Linked DNA regions of Homo sapiens: region 1 is linked to region 2. Evidence: chromatin loops called from intact Hi-C (ENCODE). Cell type or tissue: MCF 10A. All regions are shown on one strand. Each heading gives the region's core, and the rest is flanking DNA. Links, peaks and the distances in the headings are about the cores only.

Evidence for each region. Hi-C counts contacts between places; a loop is a spot of excess contacts. Peaks named below come from ENCODE experiments on the same cell type or tissue, not always from the same donor. Only the 100,000 strongest peaks of a DNase experiment are listed, where the experiment ranks them.
Region 1: it touches region 2 in a loop (2.3-fold over the local background); 12 of 110 quality-filtered maps call a loop at or near these places.

The regions. Positions count from the first base shown.
Region 1 is chr10:95,299,402-95,315,930 of GRCh38, forward strand. It overlaps SORBS1 (sorbin and SH3 domain containing 1), which reads right to left. Exons shown (of 33, transcript NM_001034954.3): 33 at 12,372-15,725. The coding sequence ends at 15,658. Among named protein-coding and RNA genes, the nearest start is that of PDLIM1, 17 kb to the left of the region's middle. RefSeq lists an enhancer at 10,750-10,929. In MCF 10A, for the core only: no CTCF peak of the experiment used is centred there; DNase peaks (open chromatin) are centred at 8,447 and 9,550.
Region 2 is chr10:95,356,111-95,372,639 of GRCh38, forward strand. SORBS1 (sorbin and SH3 domain containing 1) reads right to left here. Exons shown (of 33, transcript NM_001034954.3): 20 at 15,874-15,939; 21 at 15,216-15,317; 22 at 11,540-11,589; 23 at 1,521-1,693. Among named protein-coding and RNA genes, the nearest start is that of PDLIM1, 73 kb to the left of the region's middle. In MCF 10A, for the core only: a CTCF peak has its summit at 7,389 (motif pointing left); a DNase peak (open chromatin) is centred at 7,381.

The DNA.
Region 1 (16,529 bases), core at 8,292-10,791, 55 kb before region 2:
TGATGCAAAGGAAAAAACAACAATGATGTGTCTTAGTCTGTTGGGGCTGCTCTAACAAAAATACCATAGACTGTTTAGCTTATAAACAAAGGAAATTTATTTTTCACAGTTCTGGAGGCTGAGAAGTCCAAGATCAAGGCACTAGGGGATTATCATGTAAGGGTCCACTTTCTCATACATAGCATCTTCTTGCCGTGTCCTCAAATGGTGGAAGAGGCGAACAAGCTCCCTTGGGCCTCTTTTACAAGGGCACTAATTCCATTATAAGGATGGAGCTGCCAGGCGTGGTGGCTCACACCTGTAATTCCACCACTTTGGGAGGCTGAGGCAGGCGGATCACGAGGTCAGGAGTTCGAGACCAACCTGACCAACATGTTGAAACCCCATCTCTACTAAAAATCCAAAAATTTGCCAGGCATGGTGGTGCACACCTGTAATCCCAGCTCAGGAGGCTGAGGCAGGAGAATCGCTTGAACCCGGGAGACGGAGGTTGCAGTGAGCCGAGATCACGTCACTGCACTCCAACCTGGGCGACAGAGCGAGACTCCGTCTCAAAAAAAAAAAAAAAGAAAACAGAAAAAAAAAAAGGATGGAGCCTTTATGATCTAATCATCTCCCAAAGGCCCCACTTGGGGGGTTAGATTTCAACATATGAACTTTGAGGGGGGACACAACATTCTTTCTGTCTTAGTCTGTTTGTACTGCTATAGCACAATACCTGAGACTAGGTAATTTATAAAGAACAGAAATTTATTTTCTCACAGTTCTGAAGGCTGAGGGGGAGAAACACTATGTCCTTACATGGCAGAAGGCCAAGAGAACCACACTCTGTGTGAAGCCTCTTTTATAAGGGCCTTAATCTCATTCATGAGGGAAGGCGCCTCATAACCTAATCACTTATTAAAGGCCCCATCTCTTAATACTATCACACTGGCCATTAAGTTTCAACACCTGAGTTTGGGAGGGGACACATTCAAACCATAGCATGGACTATAGTATGATACATGGCAAATTCCAACAATACCTTACCAGGAGATCAAAATTAACATCCCCAGTGAGGGGCAGAAGAACATCGTGTAACTCAGATATGATACTTTGATAAGGACACACCTCATACGTTACCTTCCAGGAAGGAATGCATAACCTGAATCTAATCATAGGGAAATATCAGACAACCCCCTATTAATAAAACTGAGTGTGGGTGGAACTATAGTCTTCAAAAAGACAATGTCCTGAGACAAAGAAAGGCTGTAGCTACGTTTCAGATTAAAGGAGAATAGGCTGGGCACAGTGGCTTAGGCCTGTGATCCCAGCACTTTGGGAGGCCAAGGCAGGCAGATCACTTGAGCCCAGGAGTTCAAGGCCAGCCTGACCAACTTGGCAAAACCCTGTCTCCACTAAAAATACAAAAATGAGCTGGATGTGGTGGCACATACCTGTAGTCCCAGCTACTCAGGAGGCTGAGGTGGGAGGATCACTTGAGCCTAGGAGGTTGAGGCAGCAATGAGCAGAAATCGTGCCAAGCATTGCTTAAGTTCAGGAGTTCGAGACCAGCCTGGCCAGCATGGTGAAACCCTGTCTCTACTGAAAATACGAAAATTAGTCAGGAGTGGTAGCAGGGGCTGTAGTCCCGGCTACTTAGGAGGCTGAGGCAGGAGAATTGCTTGAACCTGGGAGATGGAGGTTGCAGTGAGCTGAGATCTCCCAACTACACTCCAGCCTGGGTGACAGAGCAAGACTCCATCTCAAAAAACAAAAAAAAACAGACGTTATTGGATCAATTGATGAAATTGGAAACAGATGGAGGATTAGATAAAAGTATTGTATCAATGTTAAATTTACTGGTTGATAACTGGACTGTGGTTATGTAAGATAGTATCTCTATCCTTAGGAAATTCACACTGAAGTATTTAGAGATAAAGTGCCACAATATGTATAATTTATTCTCAAATGGTTCAGAAAAATGTTTGTGTATGTGAGTGTGTGTGTTGAGGTCAGGATGGGCATAGGGAGTAAATGAAGCAAATGGGATAAAATGTTAACAAAAGGGGGATCTTGGTAAAGGACATATGGATGCTCTTTGTACCGTCCTTATTCTTGTAACTTTTCTGTAGTCTTGAATTTATTCCCAAACAAAATGTTTTTTATTATTTTTTATTTTTTTGAGGCAGAGTCTCCCTCTCTCCCATGCTGGAGTACAGTGGTACAATCTTGGCTTACTGCAACCTCCACCTCCCAGGTTCAAGCAATTCTCGTGCCTCAGCCTCCCAAGTAGCTGGGACCTACAGGTGTACACCACAATGCCTGGCTAATTTTTGTATTTTTAGTAGAGATAAGGTTTTGCCATGTTGGCCAGGCTGGTATCGTACCCCTGACCTCAAGTGATCCACCTGCCTCATAGACACTGCGCCCAGCCCATTATTTATATACATATATATAATTATAAAAGGAATTATAACCCACTGGAGAAAATAAAAATCCGTAATGCATACAGATAATAAATAAATAGGCCGGGCACAGTGGCTTACGACTGTAATCCCAGCACTTTGGGAGGCTGAAGCAGGTGAATCACGAGGTCAGGAGATCAAGACCATCCTGGCTAACATGATGAAACCCCGTCTCTACTAAAAATACAAAAGATTAGCCAGACGTGGTGGTATGAGCCTGTAGTCCCAGCTACTTGGGAGGATGAGGCAGGAGAATCACTTGAACCTCTGAGGCAGAGGTTGTAGTGAGCCAAGATCATGCCACTGCACTCCAGCCTGGGCGACAGGGCAAGACTCTGTCTCAAAAAATATAAATAAATAAATAAATGGATGGATGCATGAGTGCGTGGTTGGATGGATGGGAAGCAAGGATTCTTGCTTACAGTAGAACTATAAATACCAACTGATAAATGTAGGGGAAGTGCAAGAGTTTCAAAAATATCATTTTGTAACCATGATATATTTTATATATATAATATATATTAAGTATATAATATATATTTATGTATTATATAGTATATATTTTTATATATTCATATATGCATTATATATAATATATGTTATATATACAATATAATATATTATATACATTATATAATATAGTTATGAAAGGAATTATATATAATTATGAAAGGAATTATAACCCATTGGAGAAAATAAAAATCCACAATCCATACAGATAATAAATAAATAGTCTGGGCATATATATATATAAAATATATAAATATATATTTTATGTATATATAAATAAATATATATATATATATATATATATTTTTTTTTTTTTGATACCGAGTCTCTCTGTGTTGCCCAGGCTGGAGTGCAGTGGTACAATCTTGGTTCACTGCAACCTCTGCCTCCCGGGTTCAAGCAATTCTCCCGCCTCAGCCTCCCAAGTAGCTGGGATTACAGGCACGTACCACCACGCCTGGCTAATTTTTGTAATTTTAGTAGAGACAGGGTTTCACCATATTGGTCAGGCTGCTCTCAAACTCCTGACCTCAGGTGATCCACCCGCCTCGGCCTCCCAAAGTGCTGGGATTACAGGCATGAGCCACCACACTTGGTCGATTATATATATATATATATTATATATAAAACATATATAATGTTATTATATATAATTATTAGAGACAGAATCTAGCTGTGTCACCCAGGCTGGAGTGCATTGGCACAATCTTGGCTCACTGCATCTGCAGCCTCAACCTCCTAGGCTCAAGTGATCCTCCTGCCTCAGGTAGGACTGCAGGTGCATGCCACCATGCCTGGCTCAAATAAAATGTTTTCTAAAAAAAAAAAGAAAAGAAAAAACTCTCTCTATATATATATGTGTGTGTGTATATATGTGTGTGTGTGTATAAAACTATATACATATATATATGGTACAACAGATGCTGTTATGTTCTATGGAAGCAGGGTCAAAAATAAAGCAAATGCCAACAATAAGAGTAATGAAAGAAGACTTCTCCGGGAAAGTGATTTAAGGAAAGACTGAATAAGGTGAATGAGCAATCCATGGAGATATCTGGAAGACGAGCAGTCCATGTGCAGGAAATAATAAGCTCAAAGACAGGAACAAGCCTGGAGCATTCACCAGCAAGATGGCCAGTGGGGCAGGAGCTGAGGGAGTGAGGGAAAGTGGGGAAGATGAAGTCAGAGAAATAACAGAGAGTCTGAATGGGCAGCGCCTCGTGGGCATTTGAGAAGCACCAGGAGTAGGAGGGAAGGTCATGAGGGCTTTGTGCGGAAGATGAACATGGCCTGACTTACGTTTTCAGCACTCTGATTGCTGTGTTGAAAACAGATGGAGGAGGCAAGCCGCAGAAGCAGGGGAGCAGTAACCGGCTGTTGTTATCATCCAGGCAAGAGCTGATGACTGGCTTGGGCCCAGGGTGGGAGTCGAGGAGTTTGCAGCAGTGCTTGGATCCTGGCTATATTTTAAAGCATCTGCTGAGGGATAGGAAGTAAGGTATAGGAGGGATGTTTGAGGATGAGTCATGTTTTTTGGCCTGAACAGCAGCTACAGGATGGAATCGCCATTAACTGAAAAGGGAAAGCAGCAGCTTTTGGGGATACTGCTGAGTTTAGGAATTTAGTTTTGGATATATTTAAGTTTCAGGCACCCATGAGATATTTCAGTGGAGATGTAGAGCAGGCGGTTGTATATAGGAGTCTGGATTCCAGGGGAGAGTCCAGGCAAGAGATCAGCATATAGAGGACATTCAGACACAAGAGTGGATGAGGGCACCAGGAAGTAGGAAAAAAGGTGGAGGCCAAGGGTGGAGCCTGGGAAATGAGGAGGAACTAACAAAGGACACTGAGAAGGAGCAGGGAGAACCTAGAGAGGGTGCATCTGCAAGCAGGTGAAGAAAGCCTCTGCAGGAGGCAGGAAAAGTCAAGTGTCCTAAATGCTGCTGAAAAGTCAAGGAAGTTGAGAACTGAAAGTCAAGCATGGGGTTTAATACTGGGAAGGTCATTGAGTGTCCTAAGAGAATGGTTTTGTTAAGGCAAGGGGTCAAAATCCTAAACAGAGTGGTTCAAGAGAGGATGAGAGGACCAGAACTGGAGATAGCCAGCATCGACAGCTTTTCTGAGGTGTTTTACCTTAAAGGGAATGAGAGAAATGAGGCAGGAGCTGGAGGAGGAGAAGGAACGAGAGAGGTTTTTCCTTAACTGAAAAAGAGGGGTGTAGACCTTCTCAGCAGGGTCATAGAAAGGCCGCTGTAATTGTATACAGGGCCCTTCATTGTTCTTAGGTAAATGGGGCACTATTGTTACTCTCCTTTATGGCCTGACCCTGCCCTGGGTTGACCTTACAATGCCCAGAGGATTAAAGCTTAACTTCCTACCTGTCACGTTTCTTTTTGCAGCTCTTCTGGAAAGCTTCTCTCTCTTCCTTGATTCCCCCTCTTTCCTTGGTCCCATCTGGGCTTTTTCTCCCATAATTTGCTAAGCATGCCCCCTTTACCACAGCCGCCTTCCTTGACTCCCAATGCCCTGTGTTAAGGACCCGCTCTTCAATTCTCTGGAAACTTTGCAAAAATACTAAAGTCTTGTTCACCTGTAATTGGACTCCCAAACTGAAGGTGACAAGGGCACCTCTAAATCCACAACCATTTTGTGAGTAGGAAGAATTTTATCATAGAAGAAGAGATTTCAGGCAATGGTATCAGTTGAGGGAGGGTGTAAGGTGATGATTCTCAGAGACAGAGAGGAAGGACAAACCCAAGATAATTTTCAAGGAAGAACCGACAGGTCTTGTCAACAGTCAGATGACAAAAATGTAGGTGTCGAAATTCTTAAATACAGCATACTCTTTGATCTAGCAATTCCACTCTAGGAATTTATCTGGAAAAAAAGTAGCCATTCAAAGTGTCAAGAGTATGGAAAAGGATGTTCATTATAGAATTCTCCATAATGGCAAAATATTGAAAACATCCCAAGTATCAATAATAGAGGGTTGCTAAATATACCATGTCATGTTCATACTACAGAATATCATGTAATCATTACAATGATGATGCAGACATGAGTATATGTTGTCAAGAAAGGACTTTTTAATCTAGTAAGTAAAAAAAGCAGTTTATACACATATCACCTATATATATGTTTGGCAGAGCACTTTAAAAAGGTTATGTCTCAGCAGTGGTGATTATACAATTTATTTATTTTTTAGATGGAGTCTCACTGCCACCCAGGCTAGAGTGCAGTGGCACCATCTCAGCTCACAGCAGCCTCTGCCTCCCAGGTTCAAGTGATTCTCCTACCTCAGCTTCCCGAATATCTGGGATTACAGGCACGTGCCACCACTCCCAGCTAATTTTTGTATTTTTAGTAGACACAGGGTTTCACCATGTTGGCCAGGCTGGTCTGGAATTCCTGACCTTAAGTGATCCACCCGCCTTGGCCTCCCAAAGTGCTGTGATTACAGACGTGAGCCACCGCGCCTGGCTGATTATACAAGTTTTCAGTTTGTTTTACTTCTTAAAGTTTAGCTAATAACTTTGTTTTGTTTAATTTAAAAGGTGGAAACAAGTAATTTGCAGAGAGGTGATATTTGAAACAAAGGGAATAGATAAGATTGCGCAGCTAACAGATTACAGAGAGAAACTTGGAAACGTTCCTATTTAGGGAGTGAGAAGAAGGTGAGAAGCCAGGAAAGAACTCAAAGAAACTGAGGGAAGAGGCAGGAAGATCTCACAGAAACCTAAGAAAAAGATACAGAAAGGACTTGCTTACAAAACCCACCCCTGGTTGGCTACTTCAAAGCCACTCCCAGTCCTCTCTGCCTGGTCCACTTCCTCGAAGCAATTTCTTAGTAGTTAGGAGTAGCCCCATGGTCACCTCTAGCCAATGAGATGCGGGGTGGGTTGGTGGGGGGTGCTTTTGGAAAAGATTTTTCTTCCCTGATGAGGGAAAACTTGCAAAGATAAAACCTCTGTCCTGTGTTGTTGCTCCCTGCTTCCAACCTTCAAAAGCAGTTGTATGAGGATGTGGTGCTTGGAACTGCCATGGTAGCCAGATTGCCATTATGAGACAAAGGCCAGGGGACATACTAACCCAGAGCCCTGTCTTCTTTTCCACGAGATAATGAGACACATCTGCGTCACATAAGCTGGCATTTATTCGGCCATATGTTACTGCAGCTGGAGTTATTCTTAATTGACACAGAAAATAAGAGTGCAAATTTTTGTTCACTTTTAGCTTTGCAGATCTATAACACCACATATGGGAGCCACAGTGCAGGTGACAAAGGGTTCAGACTAGTGGTCAGGCAATACAGGTTCGAGGCCGGACCACACTTCTGAGAGGTTTGTGAGTGCTGGAGAATAAGATGACATGAAATTGGCAGATTTCTTCTATGCCATTGCTGCTGTCTCGGCTCTGGCAGAAGACTGACCAAGGAGGGACATAGACCTTTAATGCAACTTTCAATGTTCAAGCACGTAGTAGGTGCTCATCTAATGGTTATCACTATTATTCAATGAGGTTGCTTTTGAAGATGTTATAGTCTTTTGGTAAGCTTTAGGTGATCCAGAGGTATACTGGTCCACAGTCTTGTCCCAGCTCTGTGCCTTGCAGGCAGTAGAGTGTGATCAATGGAAAGGACCCTGGCTTTGGAGTCAGACTGAAGCCATGTACTTGCACATATACCCTGGGGCTGAACTCCTTTGAGTCTCAGTTCCCTCACCTGTCAGTGGAGATAAGAATACCTTCCTCACCGAGGTGCTATTAAAAGATAACACATGGAAAGTGCTGGTATACAGTAGGCAATAGAATGACTGGGGAGCTCCAATGTGGACATTGCAGATTGCCTTCCAAACATCCTTTTTCTTCCTCCTTCCTAGAAGGATCTCACTTTGGTCCAGGCATCTTTCCCTCCTAGATGAAAAAACTCAAGACAGCCTATGTGGCATTTCTGAGGTCTCACAATGTATGTAAGCCTAAGAGGCATTTGAACTCAGGTCTTCAGACTGCCAGCCCATTGTTCTTTCCAATACTTCTCCTTTTTTCAGGAATTAGTGCATGTATCCAACACAACAAAATACCAGAACTTAGAAGTTCTAAACTGTAGTCCACTCCTCCTCAAGTGAGTGATCCAAGCATGAGACAAAAGCCACAAAGGTTTTTCTTTTTTTCTTTTTTTCTGAGATGGAGTCTCACTCTGTCACCCAGGCTAGAACACAGTGGCACAATCTCGGCTCACTGCAACCTCTGCCTCCAGGTTCAAGCGATTCTTGTGCCTCAGCCTCCCGAGTAGCTGGGATTACAGGCACCCACCACCATGCCCGGCTAATTTTTGTATTTTTAGTAGAGACAGGGTTTCACCACATTGGCCAGGCTGGTCTCGAACTCCTGACCTCGGGTGATCCACCCACCTCGGCCTCCCAGAGTGCTGGGATTACAGACATGAGTCACCATGTCTGGCCAAAAGCCATAAAGGATTTTACAACCTAACCTTGGAAGTGATATGCTGTCACTTTTCTGCAACATTCTATTGATCACACAGACCAACCCTCATAGAATGGGGAAGGGGATCACACAAGAGCCTGAATACCAAGAGGTGAGGGTGACTGGAGGCATCTTTGGACGCTGACTACCACAAGCAGCTTCACATCATTTGAAAATAGTTCTGACATTATGAATCTCCTGAAAGGGCTTGGAGATTCCAAAGTGACCATGAACCAAGCTTTGAGATCATCGATTTACATTATGCTACTATTGAAGATGATTTGATCTCCCTTTTGCAGATTCGTCTGTTTGTCAGATATTACTTGAAAAACAAGTAAACCCTAAAGGTAGAGAGACTCTTAATCTACTCAATATTTTGCCCCTGACAAGGCTAGAGTGAGGGTCCTGGAAGACCAGTGCAGTTGTCCTCCGGGACAGACTTCATAGTGTCACACGGTCATTCAGAGCTTCTCATTATGGATTTTTGCATCTATGGATTTATCTTAAATGTTCTATAATATTTTCAATCTGAACCACTTTGTTGGCTAATTTGTTCCAAAAATTACCTGTATCAAGTGATAAGTTCTTTGATTTGTCCTAAAAGACCTGGTTAAGTGTTCCTGAGACAGATGTGGTTTCTATGTGCTAAGACTTGGAAAAATACTCCCACGTACAACTCATCCAAACATCCTCTGTGACTTCTGAGACATCAACTTTGTTCCCTTCCATTAGAGTCTGATATTTTTAGCATGAGATACGGTTGTGCTGTGCCCCCCTGGTCGCATTGGCCCCCTCCTCTGGGACTTCTCCTCCCACTGTATTCTTGTCAAGACCTTGGCTAGCAAAACTTCAGCACATAGCCTGCTTTCAACTACACTGAAGTTTATACTGGGACAGGACAATAGTGTTCCATTTTCAAAGTGTGTTACAATAACTCTCCAAGTCCAGTGGACCATTGAGCTGTTATCTGTCCAGTTTCCTTTTCCCCTTCTTAGAGCAGACACCCCTTCGCCCAGCCACTCCTCTCCCTCATTCTTTGAGGTTTTGGTTGAGCTGCCAATTCACCCACCTCGGCCTCCCAGAGTGCTGGAATTACAGGCGTGAGTCACCATGCCTGGCCAAAAGCCACAAAGGTTTTTACAAGTAAAGTTGCCTCTTTAGTCAAAGTGATTAGTCTAGGGAAGAGTAAATATCCAGGCTGGGCCTGCCAGCATCTGGAGTTGTTTTCAGGGAAAGCCAAATAGGAAGGTCCTTTTGCCTTGAGAATTTGGAGTCAGAGAGCTGGAAGGAGGCTGGAGCAGCTTGCAGCCATGTTTCCCACTGCTGCATTCAGTAGGTGAAAATGTAGCCAAACAAAACGCCAAGAATAAGACAAATACTGATGAGAAAGTTTGAGTCTCTGGATTAACTCCTGACTGAGACTAGTTCTAACGCCCTTTGGTATGTCTCAGCCAATGCAGTAGTGTTAGGTTTTGTTTTGTTTTTGTTTTTTTGTGAGATGGAGTGCAGTGGCACGATCTCGGCTCACTGCAATCTTTGCCTCCCGGGTTCCAGCGATTTTCCTGCCTCAGCCTCCTGAGTAGCTGAGATTACAGGCACACGCCACCACGCCTGACTAATTTTTGTATTTTTAGTAGAGATGGGGTTTCACCATATTGGTCAGGCTGGTCTCAAACTCCTCTCCTCAGGTGATCCGTCCACCTCGGCCTCCCACAGTGTTGGGATTACAGGCGTGAGCCACTGCGCCCGGCCTAAGCTTCTACCATTTAATCATTGAAAGGGCCCTCCCACAATTGACTCTTTGGGCCGTAATTATATTGGGAGAGATCTGCTCTCCGCAGGAGCATGTATTGAGATAAAATAACAGAGGGCTGAGGATGCAGTGAAGATCTAGAAAGAGGATGAAGAAGGGGTTGGCCAGTCAAAAGCGGGTGAACCAAGGAGCCCCAATTCATGGAAGCGGACAATGTAGTAGTTTTAATTGGGTGGTGGGAAACACACTTCCATGGACTTGGTGGGAGTATAATTGGAATTTTTGGGAAGTCAATTTGGAAATCTCTTAAGGTTTGAAATGTTCCTGCTCTTTAAGCCAATAATTTTACTCAAAGCAGCATTGTTGTTGTAAAAAGCTGGCAATAACCTTAAATACCTGCATCATCAATAGAGGATGGGTTAAGTAAGTTATGGAAACATGTCCAAGTTCTACTAAAGGAAAGTAAAAGTGTATGAGACTACATAAAGCATTTTAGAGACGTGTGTGTTTAGTATGTGTAGAAAAGCAAGCTGGGAGGACCATATATAGGAGTGATCTCTGTGAGGAGTGTTATTATGGAGAACTTTCACTTTCTATGTTTGTATGAAACCAGCATAATTTGAAAGATTAATTCATTGTTTCTGCCACTGTAAGAAAATGGTTTCCCTTCTTTCATTGTTGGTAGAACATATTCTGAGTTCTAGGATCTCTGGCCTCAAGGGCTTATTTATCTGTTTATTTGATAAACAAAGGATTGAGTGCCACATTAGACTCTCTTCTTGGTGCCAGGCATATATTAGCAAAACAGAGTCACTAACCCCATGGATTTTACAGGATTGCTTGTGGAGACAAATTTCAGATGGTGATAAGTGTTATGGAGAAACAGAGGAGGAAGAGGGGGATGGAATGCAGGGGGTGGGGACAATAGGTTCCTAGATGTATGTAAAGTAGTCACGAAAAGCCTCATTGAGAAGACAACAGGAAGACCTAAAGGAGGAAGAAAACCATGCAGCTCTTGGGGAAAGGGCCTTCCAGGCACAGGGGATTGCAAACATGAAGACCCTGAACCTCAAATGTGCTTAATGAGTCTGAGGCCATAAAGAGGGCTGTGTGGCTGGAATGAAGGAGATGAATTCAGGGGTTAGGGGGAGGGGAGGAGCAGTATGTCTATGGACTTGCCATTGTACCACATTAGCGAGATGAGAAGCCACTAGAGGGTTTTGGACCAACGTTAAGATGATCACTGTGGTTGCTCTGTCTAGACTAGAGGGGCAATAGCAGAAGCAGGGAGGCCAGTTAGACAGTTATTGCGATGATCCAGGTGAGAGAAAATGGCTTGGGCTACGATGGTAGAAATGGCTGGGTTCTAAATGTAGTTAGGAGGTAAGCTGATGGATTTGTTGGAGACAAGGGTTCATAGGGCCTGTGATTCAGGACCTAGTGTTAAGGACTGTCAGACCCTTGAAACAAGAGACTGTTAGGCCCCTCTCCCAGGGGAGGCCCAAGTACACTGAGTTACCCCAGAGGCAGCACTGCAAACTGGTGCTTTGAGTTGGAGGTGGAGGACAGAACCCAGGGGGAGAGGGTAGAGGCGTGAGCTTTCCTATTAGGGGACAGATCCATGCCTTGTGTGCAGCAGACCCCATCCCAGACTAAGATGGCAGTAGTTGTAGCCACGGGATGCCAGGGGAGACTGCATGCCTAGTGCCTTAACACATTTGGTTTGGAGGAGAAAAAGGACAGATTGCATTTTCGCCCACCCATACCAAGAGAGGACTCATAGCCAGATTAATTTGATTTAGAAAAACAAAGTGCTATGTCATTTCCCATACCCATGTTTTATAAAGCAAATCTAGACCCATTATACATATTTTATAATGTTTTACTTTTGTTTTTAAAGACATTTGTGCATCACTTTTGTTATCAGAACAAATACGAACATATTTTAGAAATAATGGCAAAATGGTCAACAGTAATCAATTAATTCAGAGGGTCAGGAGTTAGGTTATTGAGAAAAAAGTAAGGTAAGAAGTGGTGTCTTCAAGGAGGCGGCAGAAGGCAGATGGTAAATGATTAAGGATGGAAAGGAGGGTATAAGAAATTGAAGCAGTGAATTTAAGCTTCATTTGAGAAGCTTGGCAAAGGGAGGAAAGAAACAATGAATGACCAGAACAAACATATGCCACGCAATTCTGAATAAAGTTTATTAAATAATATGTACAGCAAATGTAGTAATTCAACACATCTATTTATCAAATCAATCCACTGCAATGAAGAAAAATAAATGAACAGAAAAATCTATGTCTGCATAGGACATGCTCTCAGTGTGTAATTTAAATGGCAATACTTTAAATTAATTGGTTATATATAATGTCAGTTATTTTTCTTTCAGAATATAACCTTTTTTGTAGTAACCTATTCTAGCAATAGGACTTAATACGACTGCAGATAAATAGGACTGCAAAAACCAAAAACCCAAAATAATGAAATTAAAAAGGAAAAAAAAACTGTAACTGAGATCAGAGTTACCTTTCCTCCCCAATAGAATACTTATCGTAAATTTTAACACTTTACAATGGCTATTTTTGTGCTAAAAATCTGTAGGTGAGTTATTTGGAATTCCTTCATTTAAATAAAAATGCAAAAAAACTTCATGACTTCCTTTACCCCCTTCCATTCAAATTTTTAAAATTATTTTTCTATACAAGGTAGGTACATGGGCTATACAAAGTTAAATATACATATTTACAGTCCCACTTCTTAAGCACATTATTTTTTTTTTCTTTTACTGATCCCAGAGAGACTGCAAAAGATAAGGAGTTTGGGGCTTGCCTTTACCCGGAAGCATGGCTAATATATCAAAATGTGTTGCAAGGCATGCCGCCAGTTAGTTGCACTTGCTATTAATAAACCTGTATAAACATTTCAGCATAAAAATAGGTACTTTATATTACTAAATGTCTGAAGACAAAAGAGCAATTGGAAATCTCTGTTTCTTGTTTCGTCATACATAGGAAGGCGACGTGATGCAAATTTTAACACAAGATTTTATTAAAGACGGGCAAATTGGTGAGGCATACCTGAATTTCTGGAGATATACAAATGCGTGAGGCTGGCATCATATGCAAATGTGGCTTTACAAATTGGTTTTATTTTCTAGCTGTATTTAAAGAGGTGTTCAAAATTCCCTACTAATCAAGAAGCACCCCTGAAAAAACTATGAGATAAGATAGTGTTATTAATGGTTTGCATCTAAAGACCAGGAAACACATTAGCCAATACAGTCCACAATCGGTGAAATGCTGCCGTGCAAATTGCACGTGCATATGCATTTTTACTATATTCCCTCAGAGACCGTAAAACAACAACAACAACAAAAAAAAAAAAACAGTGCTCTTAGATGGTGGAGCAGACCTTCCAAAACAACAGGTCTTACTCTTACTGGGTTTTAAGGAAATTCAGGAAGTCTCCTTCTACCCAGAAAGCTCACCCCCTCCAGTTCCATAACCTTTTCCCTTGGGATTAAGGCCCTGCTCTGTCATACTTAAAAACAAATGTCTGTGGGAAGAGGTAACTCATTCCTATTATCAATCATTTACACCTTAGTGTGAATGAATTAGTGGCAGTTTCTTTCCTGAGAACAGGATTTGAAAGAACAATAGGGAGAAAGTGAGGGTACTGTGGCTGTCTGGTGGGGGATGGGAAGCTGATGGGATCCTAAGATGGGTATTTGTGACAGCAGCTGAGGCACAGGCATTGAAAACAAATTTTGCCTACCTGTAAAGACTCTAGACTTTGGGACAATGGTCCTGGGGTAATTCTGAGATATATGCAGACAGCCAGGGGTTCCGTACACAACCCTACCACCTAGAATTGCTACTCCTATTTGTGAGCTTGGATGTGTATCTGTGGGGGAAGATGAGAGTTTAGAGACTCTGGAAAATATTCCAAGTATTTCCAGCTATGAACTACCCTCAGACAAAGGTTCTTCCAGCACCCTAGTTGTTTAAAAGTGAGCTAATGGAGATGGCAATATGACAATGCTTTCTAGGATCCCTCCAGGGAAAATTCATCTCTCCCTCCCTCACACCCTTCTTAGCACATATCACAGTCTCTCTTGATTAAGTTCATTTTCCTGTGTCAGTCTCCCCAATCACCTCTGAGTTTCTGGTGGGCAGGGAATGGGTCATTTCTGTATTTGTCTCACTCAGGATCTAAGAGAGGCCGATAAACATCCTTGAATTGGACAGAGTTGTGACCAAGCAGCCCGGGCGTCACAGGGGCCTCTCTCTTCTGATCTGGCCCCCACAAAGAACAGACGTCCTGGTTGCTGCTGGTAGTGGCAGAATTGCTGCTTCAGTCTGAAGAGAAGCCTTGCCAGGGTGTACTCAGATTCACAACCCTGGTTACTACCGTTTGTGTGATCCTTGAACTCCTACAGGGAGTAGATCTGGAGCCACGGCAAACCCTGGGCATGTCTTGCTTATGGTTGTCCCCCCAGCAGCCAGAGTACATTGGTGTATGTTAAATGAATCACTGAACATCATTTTTGGTGTTCTATGAGAATAGGCCTCCCAATTCTAAACTGTCCCAGAAAAACACAAGCCAGAAAAGAAAACTTAGCAATAGTGCTCTGATAAATGCAGCTGCACTGTCCTGAAGGTAACCATTTCTAAAAGCCAAGGATATGGGAAAAGAATGAACCACAAGTGGCCTCCAGAGCCACAGGGCTTCCTGACTTCATCACTCAGAAAACAGACATAACCTATCTGCTTGGCCATCTGCTCCCCAATTCTCATGGGCAAACCTTGTGTGCGTTTCTCTCTGAACATCAGGGCAGTCAATGGCACTGCTGCACAGCAGGCTGAATGCATCAGGTGCCTCAGTTTTGCCTCTGTTTCCCCATCCACACCTCAGCAGGTTGAGTGAGGGATTTGGTCTTGGGCAGTGTGGGGGACTCCACCTTTGTCTAGGGACAGTCTTGGTAGCTCAGACTGACCTCCAGCAGCGTTACAGGATCAGCTGGCTCCAGGGGAGCTGAGAAATGTAGGCTGGGGGTCTTGTTGCATTCTTGGGCTTGAAGCCTTCAGGCTCAATGATTGAGATGGGAGCTCTCTAAGGCTGGGGCAGCAGGAGGCATTTCTGGCTAACTCTGCTCCTGGACTATGCTTCAGGTCAGATTACCCAAGAAGTGGAGGGGAGGGGAAAGGCTGAAGTGGCTCCCAGAAGCGGCTAAGTAAATACAATTTGCTTCAATTCTTTTTGCTCAGCACACTAGTTCGGCCCTGTCTAATACACAGTAACCTTAGACAGGCTTGGGTTTTAAACACAACACTTCTCTGTCCCTGTCTTTTGCTTCTTACTTTATCCACTGTATTAATTTTCCTACTGACTCAACTAAAAAGATCGGTTCATGAATGATGCTTCCTCCTCCAATAAAAATAATCTCCATGGTTTTCAGTCTTCTTATAGATACAAAGGTTTTACATAGTTGCCTGGAAAAGTACCAAACTGCTTTGTCCTTCTTGAAGTACCTATGAAAAAACACACACATACAAAACATGAGAAGACCCACTCGCTTGAGTTGAGACAGCACGCTGCAGAGATTTCTGCTCCAAAACCCCTTGTAACAGTCCTGCAGCTTAGAGAATACCGTATGGTTTCCAAAGTACTTTCCCCTATCTTATCTCACTTAGGCTGCCAAATAATGCTGGGCGGTAAGCAATGTAGGCATTTCTAGTACTCCTGTTTTTCAGAAGGAACCCAGGTTCAGAGAGTAGAAGTAACATGTCTGAGGTCCCACTGCTTAGTAACTATCAGAGGCAGAATCTGAACCGAGGTCTTCTGACTCCCAGTCCATTGCTCTTTCCAACACTTCTGCTTTGTGGAGGAGTTCATACATTTATCTGACACAAGAAGATACCTGAGATTTAGATTTTCTAAACCATGCAGTTTCTAAAAGCCCACTGACTATGGCCACCCATCAAAAGGAAATTCCTATCCAGCTTGTGCCTAAGCCCCCAGTTGAGTCCCTATCTTTGGTACTAACCTTGTTAGGGCTCCTGCTAAGCCAGGAGCATTGAGCCATCTGGGAACAAAGCCCTTCCTGGGCTGCTCCAGATGCAGCACTGCTGATCCTTAATCTAGTTCCTTCCCTTGGGATTCTCTCTCTAAAGCAGGAGTGGCAAATATATGTTGTATCATCATTATCGTTTCTTTAGCAGACATCCCAATTTGATAACTGCACCCTTATCACAATTGGCTTAGATTTGGCTTCGGAATCCTGTTGTACACATCTCAAGCAGCCACTACCAATGGGTTGGAATTACTACCCAAAG
Region 2 (16,529 bases), core at 6,241-8,740:
GTTGAGGCGATGTTTGGGGAAATCTCCATGAACACTGCCGCCACTGCCTTCTCTGCTGTCAGTGGAGATATTTGAACAGCGGTCCACGTCATCAGAGCAGGTGGAGAGAGGCTCAGAAGGCACAAGGCCCCTGAAGCTCAAGGCATGGTGTGCCATATTGCTACATGTTGGGGAAGCATAGACCCCACTGGAGTTCATCCCATCCATCTCCTTGGGATGGAGCTTGGTTGACTCAAGTAGGGACTCGGCCGAGCGGGCTGAGGTCAGGCTGCCCCGGGACAGCACAGGTGTGGGAGACTTGCTCAGCCTTCCGGACAGGTCCAGGGATGGCATGGAACGGGACCGCTGAATCAGCTGCTCAAAAGCGGTGATGCGGGAAGAGACGGTGTGCTTGGGGATGTGTTCCGAGCCCTCCTGGCTGGGGCCCAGCTCACCCCTGGACAATGCCAGGCTACTCTTTTCAAAGTGGGAGGCAAGATCCCGCACACTCGAGGAGGAGGAGATGGAGCCCAGGAAGAGGCCAGATCGGTTGATCTGGTGCATGTCCCGATAAAGCATGGTGAACTGCATCCCAGCCTTTCTTGAGAGAGGACAGGGCCTCCTGCCGCTGGTGCTGTACTCCTGGAGGCTCATGGTACTGCTCGACTTGCTGTCATAATCCCGTCGGGAGCGCATGAGCAGGTTCTCAATGCTCCCTCCCACTTGGAGGGGGAGGCCTCTTTTGGAATCATTTAAAGAACCAGAAACACAAAGGTTCTCACAGCTTTGAGCCTTCTCTGAGGGCAAGAGGATACTCTTCTGTTCCTGCAAAAGAGCGCTGGGAGCAGAGAGCCTGGGTTTGAATTTGGATGGAAGGATTTCCGAAATGCAGGCCTTCGCAGCTGACAGGGGCTTCTTGTGCTTACACACAGGGCCTAACGCATTGCTAGTGTTAAACGTTCGGCTATGGACTGAAGATGAAGAAATCATGTGAGCATTCCCACCTTTACGATCCACTGGTAAGCATGCAGAATAAAATAAATAGACCCATTAGGTTAAAGCTGAAAGCTGCTAAAAAGAAAAAGGAGAGGTAACATGCTCATTTGTCATAAGGGCTTTTAAAAAATTTCCAGTCGAGGTCCGGAAGCAAAATAATCTGTGCTGCAAAGCAGGTGCAAGGATGCAACAACAAAAAAAAATGGCTACCCTGCTAGAGTTAGGAATGGCTAAAGCTCAGCTAATTTCTAAGAAAAGGTAATTAGAATGAGAGAGAGAGAGAAAGAGAGAAAGAGAGAGAGAGAGAGAGAGAAATCTTGAAGGAGAACAAGGTTGGGGGGTCAAAGGAACAGAAACTATTAAAACCAGAAAGAAAAATGGCCGGTAAGAAAATAGGGGAGGGAATTTAAGAGGGCTCTGAGGCCTGAATGTGGGTCTGAACAAGGCAGGACTTATCCCCATTGCTGGAGGTTCACCACGGCCGACGCTCAGTGAATGGAGGTGGATGGGAGACAGAGGCCTGCAGGCTTCACCCAGTTAATTACCTTTAGTGGAAGCAGAGCTGGATGGTCGCTTGAGCCCACTCAGGCCCTGAAGAGGGATGTCACCACCTTCCAAGACACTTTTATAAATTTGTCTCTCATTCTCCAAGCTAGTGAGATCCCCAGGAGCCCCGTCTGATTCCCTCTTCACTGCATGGAAGTTGGAAGAATATATACTATGAACAGGTAATTTTGAAAGAAAGAGAGAAAAGGGAAAAAATAAAGATAAGAATAGGAGTTAGTGCTTTTAACATTTTTCAAACAGCACATTACCTGCTGAGGACAAGAAATACACCTGGTATCCTAATCAAGAACTGTCCTTTCTAAAGAGTGCTCTTATTTAGACAGACATTTCTACAGACAGGCCCATGGAGCCCTGAATGCTCAGGAATCTTGACCAAACAGCAAAGTTCTCTAATTGGAATGGCTACATTTGTGCTTTAAAAGAAAAATTCTGTGGAACGCTGCCTGGGGAAGAAGGGTTGGAGGAAGGATAGGGGAGAACAGGGGGAGGATCACACATAGGGGAGGGCAGGAGGACCCAATGGCTGCACGCAAGATGGTGCAGTCAAGCTCTCTGTCAGACGTGCCTCTGTCACGTAGCCAGGCAGTGTCAGCTACTTCAAGTCCACTACCTGGATTATTTTTCTTGGTTATTCTTCGTAAGCATTTGGAATATAAAATCATCAATGAAAGGGGGAAGCCCAACTGTCTTGGGTCTCCAGAAAAATCAGTGACCAAGTGAAATTGGAACCTGGGATTCTATGGGCTCTTAGTATCACAGCCACATTTGCACTCACTTCTTTCAAAGTTTGTGTTCAGAAGATTATGACCTGACATGTAGTATAAGCATAAACAATTGCTCCTTTATAGCCTCCATTTATTTTTATCTTGTTAACATCGAGGTATTTCTGCAAGTTACCACAAATTCCTTTTGGAATGAGGTGAGGCACAGAAAAAAAAATCAAGGGTACTTACTCACTGAGTCCCTCCCTTCTCCTAATCCCACTTTTCTATGCCTGCCACTAACACACTGTCATTCACACACACACACACAGACACGCACATGCACAGACATGCGCGCGCGCGCGCGCGCACACACACACACACACACACACACATATTTCTCAGTTAAGTGAATGACTCCTATCCCGCAGAACCACATAGGCTTCTGCTGAGCTTCTTTTATTCCTACCCAACTCAGGTTACTGGTATCAAAATAGATTTTTCAGCTCTGAAGACCCATTGCTAGGTGGAATTCCTTCATCCCTCTGTTTCATTGTGAACATCAACTAACATATAGAACAGCTTAAAGAATTACAGAGTGAACACCCATATTCCCCCCACCTAGCTTCTACGGGGGCCACAAACTGTGACTGCTTGATCACACATCTGTCCAGCTATATTTTCCTCTACTCAACCAGCAACGATCAATAATGTGATGCTTTTACATTCCGGGAAACTGGCCTTTCTTTCTGTGCATAATTGCAGCCTCTGAGTCCCCATGGTCACTGGTAATGACAGCAAAAACAACTCTACACACCTCTTGGTGAGGCGTCCTATGTGGCAGGCACCGTGCCTATTGATCATTATCACTTCAATCCTAACATTCCTACTTCTGCCATTTTTTAGATGAGGAAACAAGGCACTGAGAGATTCAGTAATTTGTCAAAGTAGGCAGGTTAGCAGAATGGCAGGGCTGGAACTTGAACTAGGCCATTGAGCACTACACGGATAGTATTCTCTCTCAGCTCCTGTTTTATTTTACTGCTCATTAATTTATTTTTTTGTTGGGACAGGGTCTTACTATGTTGCCCAGGCTGGTCTTGAACTCCTAGCCTCAAGTAATCCTCCCACGTTGCCCTCTAAAAGTGCTGGGATTACAGGCATGAGCCACTGTGCCCAACCTTCAGCTGCTGTTTTATTAATAGATACAACATTTTCCTACAACTGAGGAGGCAGTGGCTTGCACACCACAGGAACCAGAGGGAGCTCAGGGATGCTCCAGCTCCGTATACACCATCACTGCTGAGTGTTACTCACCATGAATACACCCCTAAGATAAGCGGCACCAGACACAGGAGTCAGAAATGGAAAAGAGGTGGGGACTCTGGTAGAATACCGCGACATCTCCACCTTAGAATAATAAAGTCCCCTGAGCAATACTATTGCTTCTGGCACTGGTAATCCCCTCGCAGAGCTGCCACTTACTGAGCCTCACCTTGTACCCACCTGGGGCTAAGGGCTTTATATACCCTATTTCAGGGGACTGCCGAGGGTGGGGGTCAGAGCTCCCCCAGGACCCTCTTAATTCACTCTGGCCTGGATGTGGAGGTCAAATGCTTTTCCTCTTTACTTAGAGGAGATGGAAGAACCTGAGGGTAGCTTGCAAGGCTGTGGCACCATATGCCAATTTAAATAAATGTGAGTTGATCTAAACTGGCTTATAATTTTGAATTTCCTAATTAAAAATAAATATGTCCCTTTTCTAAATTTCCTATTCATTATCCACCCTCTTCCCTTTGGTTGCATTTTCTGATTTTGCCCTTCAGTTTAATGCTATGTTTCCTCTTTTTTGTATAACTTCAACAGCAAAAACATCCATGAATAGATGTCCTTTATCTTTGCTGACCAACAGCTGTGGTGACTGAGGTCTCTTTTGAAGGTATGGTGTCTGAAGCCCCTCCCACCTTGGTTTGGGGCTACCACACCTCCTTAAGCATTGGAGATCAGTAAACTAAATTGGGCTTGAGGCTGCATCCATACTTTGAGTTCCTATTCTTCTGCAACCTAACTATGTAAACAAAGTACAATCTAAGAGTATGCTCTTATAACAAGTAGCTGAGTCTCAGCCAATCACAGCAGCCAAGCTTCAGCCAATCCCAGGCTGCCAACTGATCAGCCCACATCTATATAAATGCCCAAATAGGCAACTGTGGAGCTGCAACCAATCCAGCTGTAGCTGTACTTGCTGTCTTTTGTTGTTTATAAATGCTGCCTGCCCATGTTGCTGGGTGAAGCTCTCTGAACTGCCCCTGGTTCTAAGGGCTGCCTGAACATAAATCCTTCTATGCCTTAAATAAATCTGCTAAATTTAATTTGTCTAAAGTTTTTCTTTTAACAGAGTGACTGACAGCAGCTTCCATTCTGCTGTGCCTGCTATCCTTTGAATTGCCTCAGCTTTGGCCAGAACTTTTTTTTTTTGAGACAGAATCTCATTCTGTCGCCCAGGCTGGAGTGCAGTGGTGCCATCTTGGCTCACTGCAACCTCTGCCTCCCGGGTTCAAGTGATTCTCCTGCCTCAGCCTTCCTAGTAGCTGGGACTACAGGCATGCGCCACCACACCCGGCTAATTTTTGTACTTTTAGTAGAGACAGGGTTTCATCATGTTGGTCAGGCTGATCTCAAACTCCTATCCTCAGGTGATCCACCCACCTTGACCTCCCAAAGTGCTGGGATTACAGAAGTGAATCACCATGCCCAGCCTGTCCAGAACTTCTAAGCCATCTTCCTAAGTTCCTAATAACTTTGTTCTGTCATGACTCTTGACCATAACTGGCTGCCTGACCTCACATCTCTGCTCTACCTCACCAACAGTCAGATCTCACCCCACCCCAACCCCTCAGCCACCTCACTCTCTGGCCTTATTCCACCCATTATCACCGTTTTTTCCTGCTTCCTACCAGAATGATAAACTAGCACTCAGGAAATCTCTCAGAATGGATTTGCCAAGCCAATTGTTTTTTTTCTGATACCAAAGCTAACAAAACATGCTTTTTCCAGATGGGTAACATTTTGAAACTGAGGCACTCCTTGTTTAAAAACAATACCCAAGAGCTCTACAACAATGCTGTGTCGCCCAGGCTGGAGTGCAGTGGAGTGATCTCAGCTCACTGCAACCTCCGCCTCCCACGTTCAAGTGATTCTCCTGCCTCAGCCTCCCAAGTAGCTGGGACTACAGGTGCCTGCCACCAAGCCTGGCTAATTTTTTTTTTTTTTTTGTAGTTTTAGTAGAGACAGGGTTTCATTATGTTGGCCAGGCTGGTCTTGAGCTCCTGACCTCATGATCCTCCCGCCTTGGCCTCCCAAAGTGCTGGGATTACAGGCATGAGCCACCATGCCCAGCCACAACAGTGTTTTTAAGTGTATCATATCCATCAGATCTTCTAATGTTGAAGAGAGACCATTTGTTTCACTGTACAAAAGGGGAAACTGAAGACCAGAATGTCAAAGGCATTTGCCCAAGGTCACAGAGTACTTGCTCTGTCCAAGTGTACCAGAGAGGATGAGAGAAGCAGCCTTATCCCCTCAGCTGGTTGAGAAAGGTCCAATCAGGAATAGCAGCTGAGTACTTAACAAAACAAGTTAAGTTCAGAAGCTCAGCTCTGAGCAGCCTTGATTAACCCAGATTTTGGTTCAGGAAGAGCAAGCAAGAAGAGCTAGCACAGAGAATTCAGCCTCTGGCTAAGATGCAGAGCTGGCTGCTGAGTTTCAAGGGGATTCAACAAAAACACACTCACTGGAAGAGTAAAGTGAGAGAACAGAGCAATCATCCTAGGGCCAACTGTTTCCAATTGTGCTAACGGGCAGGTTCCGGAGGCAGTGGACAGAGTCCTGGAGACTGGGATTCCCACCTGACTCCAACAAGGAATGTGGATCAGTAGAGGCAAACCCACTCTTGTTTAAAAACTTGCGAACAGTCTGTTTCTCTTGGCCTCAATTTCTTTCACTTGCAAAACTAATAGGCATGGGGAGATTGTACAAGAAACCCACCTGCAAATCTGTTATGTACACAGACCCTTCTTTTGAGCTCCAGACACATACATTCAACCGCCTTCTAGACATCCACCTGAATGTTTCTCAGGCATCTTAAACTCAACGTGTCCCAAACCATCTTCCATCACACAACCCAGAAAGCTCAGGAAATCGGTCCCCTTCTCTCTCTCTCCTTGCTCCTTAAGCCTAATCAGTCACCAAGTCCTGCTTCTTCCCTATCTTTGACACAGCTCACATTAATCCCTTTACTCTCCACCTCCCGCCTTATCATTGCTCACCTACAACTGTACAACAAACACGCATTGCTCCCCCAGTCTCCAGCCCTGATGCCCTCCAGTCATCTCTGTCTAGAAAAGATCTCATCATGTCATTCTACTGCTCATTTATTCGGTCAACAAATATTTACTGAGCATCTATTAAGTGTCAATCGCTCTCCTAGGTGAAGATTCAACAGGCAACAGAACGGACAAAAAGTTCCAGCCTCATAAAGCTTACATTCACCATTCAAAATAATTTAGTTATTTCAAGAAGAAGAAGAAGAAAAAAAACCTAACTGTTGTTAACTGTGGCTTTGCAGGAAGGAGTCTAGATAATCCTCTAGAAGTTTCATTTTATAGCCTTTTGTACTGCATGAAAAAAATTATATCTATACTGATATTGTTATTCACATTTTATTTGCACCTCCTCCATAAAGCTTAACCTTTCTTCCTCCACAAAACAATAGGTGCTCACTCCTCCCTCCTGGGCCCCATCATTGCATTTACCCCACTGGACTCTGGTTATTTACAAATCTGTCTCCCCTATTACACCTGGAACCCCTTGAGGGCAGAAAGTTTATCTTCTTAATCCTTGCATATCTGGTGCCTTGCATGGTTGTTCAATAAATATTAATGGAATAAATGATTCTATAAAATTAAATGCCTACATGCATACAGATTTCTGACACATTTGTAAAGTCCCGGAGGACCTCTACTGTTTCATATAGTTCTTCAGGTTATGATCTGTGTTTTGTTCTCAAATCAGATTAAGGGGAAAAAGCGTTTGCTAGTCTACCATCACCATATAGGGAAGAACAGCTTGTTCTTGAGTGCCACCTGCTGGTCAAATAGAGTAAAGCTCTTTGGTTAGGCAAAGAAGGTTAATCAATGCTGAAATACATTGAAATGAAAGTAATGAGTAGTTACCACTACTGATTTATAGATCTGAAATGCTAGGAAAATAAAGTACAAAACTGGACACACACTGTGATGTTAATTATAAAAAATATATATATTGAAGGCAAGGACTTGTAGTTGTATTGGATATTGGGACTATGGGTGAATTCCTCTCTGTTCCCAGTTCTTTTAATATTATCATATGTAATCAGTGTTAGTTAATAAAATTATCAATTGAAGTCTGTCCAATTTATTAAAGTGGACTTAAAACAACACCATCACTTCTCCAGTTGCCACAAAACTGTGAACCTGGGCCACCTGTGACTCCTCCTCCTTCATTCTTTGGGTTAAGGTCAAGTCCTGCCAATGTTTCTGCCTACACATCATTCCTGTCCAACCAGTGAAAGGCACTAGGTTCAACTTACAAGCTGCCTGCCTCAGTGCTAACCAAGTTGGATTTCAGTTGATTAAGATTTACAGATCCATCCATTCATTGAGCAAACATTTACTGTATGCTTTCCTTTGTGTCAGGCACCCCATTTAGGCTGGTTCCTCACCAATTCCAGATATGAAAAAATCTTATTCATTTGGATAAACTGGGGGAAAACCAAGCCCGATTACTGAAAAATCCCCAAATGGTAGACTAGCAGGAGGAAAAAACTCATTTATTCCTGCCAAGTATTTCATGAGAGCTGAAAAACAGAGGCTTTGAAGACCTATTTTCAGTGATATAAATAAGAATTCTTGGTAAATTAACAGATTGAATATCTTCACGCACATTCACAGTGTCTGAAAACAATTTGCTCTTTTAGTCAGCTTACATTAGTACCCTCCAATCCTGCTAACCCAATATCATAAATAGTTGCTTAAATTGTGTGTGTGTGGGGGGGGGTGTTTGCTTTTTGTTTTTCTTGAGACAGAGTCTCGCTCTGTCACTCAGACTGGAGTACAGTGGTGCGATCTTGGCTCACTGCAACCTCCGCTTCCCGGGGAAGCAATCCTCCACCTCAGCCTGCTGAGTAGCTGGGACTACAGACGTGCACCACCAAGCCCAGCTAATTTTTAAAGTATTTTTTGTAAAGAGGAAGTTTTGCCATGTTGCCCAGACTGGTCTTGAACTCTGGCCTCAAGTGATCCCCCAACCTTGGCCTCCCAAAGTGTTGGGATTACAGACGTGAGCCACCACGCCAGGTCTAAATTGTTTTTTAATAGCTTGAAAACATTAAACCTTAGTATATCTTCTGCTAACTTATTACAAAATTTTGAATCAGTATGGGGCAGATGAGAGTTTACTGCCAACCCTAGTCCCTTGGCCTAGAGCTTCACCGTTCCTAATCTGGATATGGCTCTGCCCTGAACCTGCTGAGGAACTATGGCATTACACTGCTTTGATGTGCCTATTTCCTCATCTATAAAATGGGGATTAAAAATAATGCCTCATCTTGGAATGTTCAGAGGATTAAATGAGGTAAGGTAGATAAAATACCAAGCACAGGACCTGGCACGTAGTAAATGCCTGATAAATTGTTAAAATGATGTTATTCGATACCTGTGCTCCTTTATCCTGACTGCCTGTGGTAGCATTTGCCACTTGGCCTTTTCATTTACTAACCTTATGTGTGTGTGTGTGTGTGTGTGTGTGTGTGTGTGTGTGTGTGTGTTTTGTCCCAAAACTATTAAGGGACTATATCTACATTCCTATTAGAATACAGAGCTTAGTGCCTTGGATCCAGTAGAGCTAGGGAATTCACTCTGCCAGCTGTCCCATGAAGCCCTTTCCGTCTTGTGCAGTTTAGGGGGATGGAGGTGAGGAGGTAAACGAGGAGAGCAGGCAGCAGGGTTAACACGGGCAGTCAGGACTGCCAAAGTGACAAGCTGAGAATAAAGAGGTGGCCTGGGGGACCAAGGAGAGCTTGCTCGGAGCTGTGGCCTTGAGGACACCCTTTATCTGCAGGTAGCCTAGGGTCATCTGGTGGGCTTCATCTCTGAAGGCACATCCTAGGACCTAGAGGACCTGTGACTTATTGTCATTTTTAGAGCTGAAGGCCCGGCTCAATTGGAAGCTCTTTAAAAGGGAGTGAGCTGCAAAGCCAGAGTAGGAGACACGGGTTGTGATGCTACACCTGAGCCCTGACACCTGTCATATTGGCGACTGAGTCACCAACCCCACAGTGAATGCAAGAGACTTTACACCAGTCCTTCTCCAAGGTGGGAACTGTCCCCTAAGGCAGTCCTTCTCTAGCTGCTGTCTTAATATGTCTTCTTAATTTCTTCTTATGCTCCTGGGTATATTAATCATGAAACACACATATTTATAGAAGAAAAATTAACATGATGGATCTAGCTAGAGCTTTTGATCACTACCCTAAATAGATTAAATTTTTCCATTTTTCCACCAAAATACCCAAATCCCTGCTGACTTTCAAATGAAACTCTTCCTGTAAAGCACATTCTCCAGCAATGTAGGTAGGATATGTCCCAGAGACCACAATATCTGTCAAAAAAAAACCTTATACACTCAGCAACTCTGCTCATTGTGGATTTATCCAACCCTACTAGCATAGGTAATAGGTGTGTCTTCCCCTCATTGTCATATTTCAAAGAACAAGACACAGATGCGATGGTGACAAAATAAGAAAAGCTCCTACCAGAACAAGCTCCTTTCCTAAATTCACTGGGTGCCCCAGGCACTGTGAAGACTGGGGCCTTGCCCTTGAGGAGTTTATAATACACTAGCAATTATAAAAATACAAGAGTATATGTCAGGTATACAGCAACAGAAGTAAGGACCACAGAGGTACTAACGTGAGCCTGGGTACAGGAAGGCTCCACGAGGGCCTATCTATATAAGCTAAAATGTTTGCTATTTATCACATATAGAACAGGAGGTGAGGGTAGCACTGAACATTTTCAGCTGGGATAACAGCTTCACAGCAAAGTGCTGAGAAAGGCAATCTGCTATAGGATTCAGGATGGTTTGGCAGGGGAAGAGGCTGGTGGCACCCCACAAAGGAGTGGGGTATGCATGCATCATCCAGAGTCCTAAGAACTGACAGAGGAAAACAGATGCCCATCTATGTGAGAATCAGGTAAATTAGCCCCTTCTCGGCACCTCCCTCCCCCCGTCTATTTTTTTTTTTTTTTTAGATGGAGTCTCACTCTGTCACCCGAGCTGGGGTGCAGTGGTGCGATCTCAGCTCACTGCACCTTCCGCCTCCCAGGTTCAAGTGATTCTCCTGCCTCAGCCTCCCAAGTAGCTAGGACCATGCCCAGCTATTTTTTGCATTTTTAGTAAAGACAGGATTTCACCATGTTGGCCAGGCTGGTCTCAAACTCCTTACCTCAGGTGATCTGCTTGCCTCAGCCTCCCAAAGTGCTGGGATTACAGGTGTAAGCCACTGCACCCAGCCCCCTCCCACAATCTTTACACCAGATGTGGCCTGTCTCAGTCACACTCCCCTCCCCATAAGAACCAGCAAATGAGATTTTTTTTCTTTCTTTTTTGGGACACAGTCTGGCTCTTTCACTCAGACTGGAGTGCAGTGGTACAATCTCAGCTCACTGCAGCCTCAGTCTCCTGGGCTCAAGAGATCCTCCTGCCTCAGCCTCCCAAGTAGCTGGAACTATAGATGCATAGCACCATACCCAGCTTTTCCTTTTTTTTTTTTGGGTAGAGACAGGGTCTATGTTGCCCAGGCTGGTCTTGAACTCCTGGGCTCAAGTGATCCTCCTGCCTTAGCCTCCCAAAGTGCTGAGATTACAGGCATAAGCCACCATGCCAGGCAAGAACTTGGATTCTAAACTTAGACAAATAAACTCCCATTCTAAAGGTGAAGATGCTAAAATGGGGAAAACTTTATAAAAGGTAATACAAATCATCACAAAATTAATTTGGAAGAGGAGGACAGAACAGAAGAAAAATAATTTGAAGACTATAATTAGATCACTTTTTATCACCAAACTGTACATCATTCAGAGCCATTAGGCTGATACAAACAAAACACACTCTGGGTCCAAAATATAAACTTCTCTCTTCCCATTTCTGACATTTAACATAGTAAGCAATGTAAACAAAATAAAATGGCAACTTACTATCCAGGAGTCTCTGAAGAAATTTCCGGAGTAGGGCTGATGGCTGAGCTCTGTACATGTCCAAAAAAGAAAAAAAAGAAGAAAAAAATAATGTAGATGATTTATTTTGACTCATATGTTTCAAGCCAAGAGGAAAAAGAGAGAGGTCAATTTCTTTTTCCTAGTTTAGACCAGGACCTCTGGAAGTCAGGGGGGCTGGAAGGAAAAGGTCTTCGGTGCTGGTGGAGGGTGGTGCTCTTTCTCTGGAAGGAGAATGTATGGGCAGGTGGGCTCTCCTACTCCTGGTCTTTTGCCTTCCAGTGGATGCAGCCAAGGCCCTCTGGGTGGGTCAGGAGAAGGCCTCCTGGCTCATACTCATCTTCTGTCACAGGTCACTGGGCAATGGCCCACCGTGGGCCAACATGCTTTAGTGACATGGACAGCACATCCTCCACCAGCTTCTCCACAGCCCTCAGACCCCCCTCTGAGCCCAATGCAGAGCCCTTCATGCACCCCAAATGCCACATCCAGAGAGAGGGTCACCCAACACTTTAGGTCCAGCATGTACAAAAGCATACTTTAAAATACCACACTGTATTTAGATAACTTGTGTATGCCTGCAAATTTAGGAGTGCAGAAATGGGGAGAAATGCAATTTCACCAACTACATTAATGATCACTTCAGCATGAATAAGGGAATGCTTTATAAAATTACCAGGCACCACGCAAAAGGAAGAAAACAACCAAGAGCTACATGCAGAGAAAAAGCAACATAATTCTGTAGTTTAGGGTTTCTGTTGTCTTGGAGAGAAAAATGCAAATGCTTTGATATGCTTGTTTTTAAAAATAAGGGAGTAGTTGAATAAATCAATGCAAAGGTTAATTTTAAAGATACTTCTACCTTAAATAATGGCCTTATCTCTAATAATGACCATTTTAAGAAAAACTAGCTATTTGGAGAAGAGACATTTAAGGAAAGGACAGAAAGAAAAGGAAGAGATTGTGAAAGAGAGAAAAGGAAATGACAGGGAAGGAGAGGCAAACTCACCCACTAGCCCCCTGCCTGCTGAAACCTGTTGGGCTTGTATGCTTTCATTTCTGAGGGCACCTCTGCTCTGGGATGAGGACTGTACCCCACGCCACCCCAATTATTCCTCAGAGAGCACACCCCTCTTACCTTCACATCCATCCTCCAGCCCTTTTGGCTGCACTGTCTTGCCTGCCCATCCTCTCCTTCTTGAGTCTCCTATCTCTGAACACCTGTCCTGTCCAGTCTTCCACCTTGAAAAAACTTTGACCCTGTAGAGTCCTCTGGGAACACTCCCCTCCCTTCCTTCCTCCCACGGCCACATCTTTTCACTCAGTGCTGTACCTCTGCAGGCTCCAGATTCTTTGCCATATACTCTAACTCCCAAGAACTACTCACCCAGCAACCTCCAAAGCCTTTGGAAACATCTTAGTCATCACATCCACTGACCTTCCTGGGAGTCCACCTTTCTGGACATCTGGGAAGATCTCATGCTTTCTCCTCTTGCTCCATCATTCGCTTTTCCCTCCGCCTCTGTGAACTCTCCTTTCTCTCCCTCTCCCCTTCTCCTGTTCCACATCACCCAACGTCCCCATGGGTAGTTCTTGGTTTCACATCCTTTCTCTCAACACAATCCCCTCTTCAGTCTTTCATCTACTCCCTAGTTGGGTATCTTCTTCTATCCCCAGGGCTTCAACCATCGCCTCTCCTCAGGTGACTCCAATCCCCATCTTAAGCCCATGCCTCTTCCAAGAACTCTAGTTTTAGAGTTCCAACTGCCTACCGGATATTACCTATATGACACCCAACCAACACCTCAAAGGTCAATTACCTAAAGCCAACTCCCTCACCTTGCCTCTGCCCTGATCTTCTTCCCAGCTGTCCTCTGTGACGTGCTCACATCCTCATTCTTCCATCTGCCTGGCCAAAACCTTAAGGTTGTCTTTGTCTTAATCCCATCCCCCAATTCTTTGCTCTTTACACCAGTTAATTAAACTATCCCACTGCAACATCCTCAGTGACCTGGCTTGCATCTGCCCTCCTCACTGCATGCTGGCACACCCAGCAAGGGCTCTCACCACAGCCACAGTCACCATTCTCACTCCAGGGCTAGTTGTGATCTCTTCTCACCTGGGACCTTCAATTCCACAGTGGCTAATCTGGTTCCTTCACCCTAATTGGAAACTCAGCCCCTAACCCCACCCCACCTGCCCCACCCATCACCTGTCTGCCTCACCCATGTGTGCAGTGCCTCTGGTGGCTCCTTCAAGTGCTGAGGGAGAGCTTGAGCCTAACCCCTGGCCCTGCTGGCTTCCTCATGCTCTGCTGTCTCTGGATCCCCAATTCCTAACACCCTCAAGCAACCTGCAGCTCCTTGGCTCCTGACTCTCTTACCCCAGACCAAATCCCCGGTCTCTTCACCCCTTCCCTGGTTTGAGTCTCTGCTGCTCTCATGACTTTTGTGCCCAAGTCACTGGGGCTGGAGATCTGTCTTGGTTCTGCTTAAGTGTGGCATGGGTCCATCAGCAGTTTCCACTTTTCCTGTCATGGTTTGTGGACCTTCCTGGCCTCCTCAGCTCCATATTCCTTTTGTATCTTTTTTTTTTTTTTTTCCTGAGACGGAGTCTCGCTCTGTCACCCAGGCTGGAGTGCAGAGGTGTGATCTCAGCTCTGCCTCCCGAATTCAAGCGATTCTCCTGCCTCAGCCTCCCAAATAGCTGGGAATACAGAGGCCTGCCACCATGCCTGGCTAATTTTTGTATTTTTAGTAGAGACTGGGTTTCATCATGTTGGCCACGCTGGTCTTGAACTCCTGACCTCAAGTGATCCACTTGCCTCGGCCTCCCAAATTGCTGGGATTACAGGCGTGAGCCACCGCGCCCGGCCTCCTTTTGTACCTTCTCTAAAGATACCTTTTCCTTTTAAGAGTCTCTTTTGTTTTGTCAGGGAGCCCTCCAGGCAGTTCTATGAACATTTGGTTTTTTCCTCCTTGGAAACCTACTTACCATGATGTCTTTCTCTCTCTCTCTTACTCTCTCTCGTATACCCTTTAATAAACCACATTTTGACATAGCTCCCTTTAAAATATCATGGCAGACTCAGTTTCAAACACTTTTTTTGTGTGTCCAGGCCATCTGACCTCTGAGTGCATTTTTCATTGAGAACTTTCTGAACTTTAAAATGACAAACACTACTACTCTGAGAGCACCATGCACAGAAAGGGTACCCAAAGCACTGCTGCTGAGTTTTTGAAACTGATCTTTGAGGTTGGTATCTCCCAGGGCTGCAAAAAAGACATGGAAACTGCCAAAAATGGCTCCCTGAAAATTCAGAGAAGGCAGACAGAGGCAAAGGAAGGGAACTTAAAAGGTCGCCCCTGGAAAGCAGAGGAAGAGAATAAGGTGGGAGAGTAGTTTCAATCAGCAGCCTCTCTGCATATATTTGAAGAATCCCCTTTAAGGAAGATGCCAAGCTCAAAAGAAAACCAAGCAAAAATGAACTGGGTAGGTGTGGGGGAAGGAGTCTAAAACAGTAGTCAGAAAGCCATGCAGCCTAAAATAGCCAGCATCACCATCCGTCACCTCAACTACATCAAAAACCATAGAACAAAGAAGAAAACAAAGCACAGCTTGAAAAGGAACTGATGGCATGAGAAAAACTAGGAAATACCTGTGGCACGTTTGCACTGGGTGCTTTATTAAGCGTCTCCATTTTTTCTAAATCTGCCTCTAACTCTGTCTGGCAGAGGCTGAGATCTTTGTCTAGATTAGTCTGGTTCAAGAAAGAAAAGATGGGAAAGAAGGTTTTAGTTTAGAGGAAAGGGAGAAAGAATGGAAGGTTACGTTTGAAAAAAATGAATTTTTTTCTTAGTGTTATACTTTCATACGGCCAAGATAGCATGATTAAAACACAAGAGCTCACTGGAAATTAGTTGAAGACATGAAAACAGAGAATGTAACATTAGGCATATAAAGCAGAAATCCTGAAGTCATCAGAGCTTCAAAAAGCTATTCTACTTGCTACGGAGAACTACAAAAACCTACCTTTAAGGAAATGCCTATTTTCTCTTTTTTCAGAGTGTGGTGACAGTGACAAATACTATATGTCAGAAGAATACGTAATTGCTTTAAAAACCTCTAAACATTAGTATATGTCTTAGAGAATTTGTTACATAGTTTTATTACCTAACCAAAAAAAAAAAAGCATCAAGTTTTTTCAAAAGTGATTTAAGAAAACAAACAAACAAACAAACAAACCCACAACACACTCACACTAACCAAGGCTAGAGAGCACACACAGTCCAACGGAGGAGGCACAGCGGAATTACCTTTCTATCCTCTCTAGGAAGGATAGAGCAGTCTCCAGGAGTATAATCCCATATCTTTTTGGGAGGCTGACGGGAAGCAGAGGAGGAAATGAAGAAATGAGCATAAAGACATAAAGACAAACATGGAGACTGGCTCAAACAAGGAGGGGTACACTGGGAGAACTGTATCAACACAGAAAGGTGAACTCAAAAGCAAGGGGAGTGGGTGCTGCCTACGGACACAAGGCTGCCTGCTGGAGCGGAAGCCTGAGGATTTGGGAGCTGGGACTGTTACCTAGGAAGTCTGTTTCTATGTCTATGTTTCAAGAGCAAATCATCGTTGGATTCTAAATATTGAAAACTTAAGAAAAGACGGGGGGGAAAAAAGAAAAAAAAAGCATTAACAAATTTGAACAAAAACAGAAACTTTTAAATTCCTCATTGTTCTCTTCAAACTAAGATTGACACTGAAGATTCCACATTTTTGAGGCAGTCTTCTGCTGTAAAATTCATTGTGTATTAACACATGTGTGAATCTAGAGGTTTGGTCAACAGACTGAACCAAATTTACTTTCTGTGGTTTGTAGCAAAGAAATTCATATATAAAATGGGTGTTAAATAGTACACTAGACAATTTCATACCAGTAGTTTTAAAACCTCCTTTTACAGTTTAACTA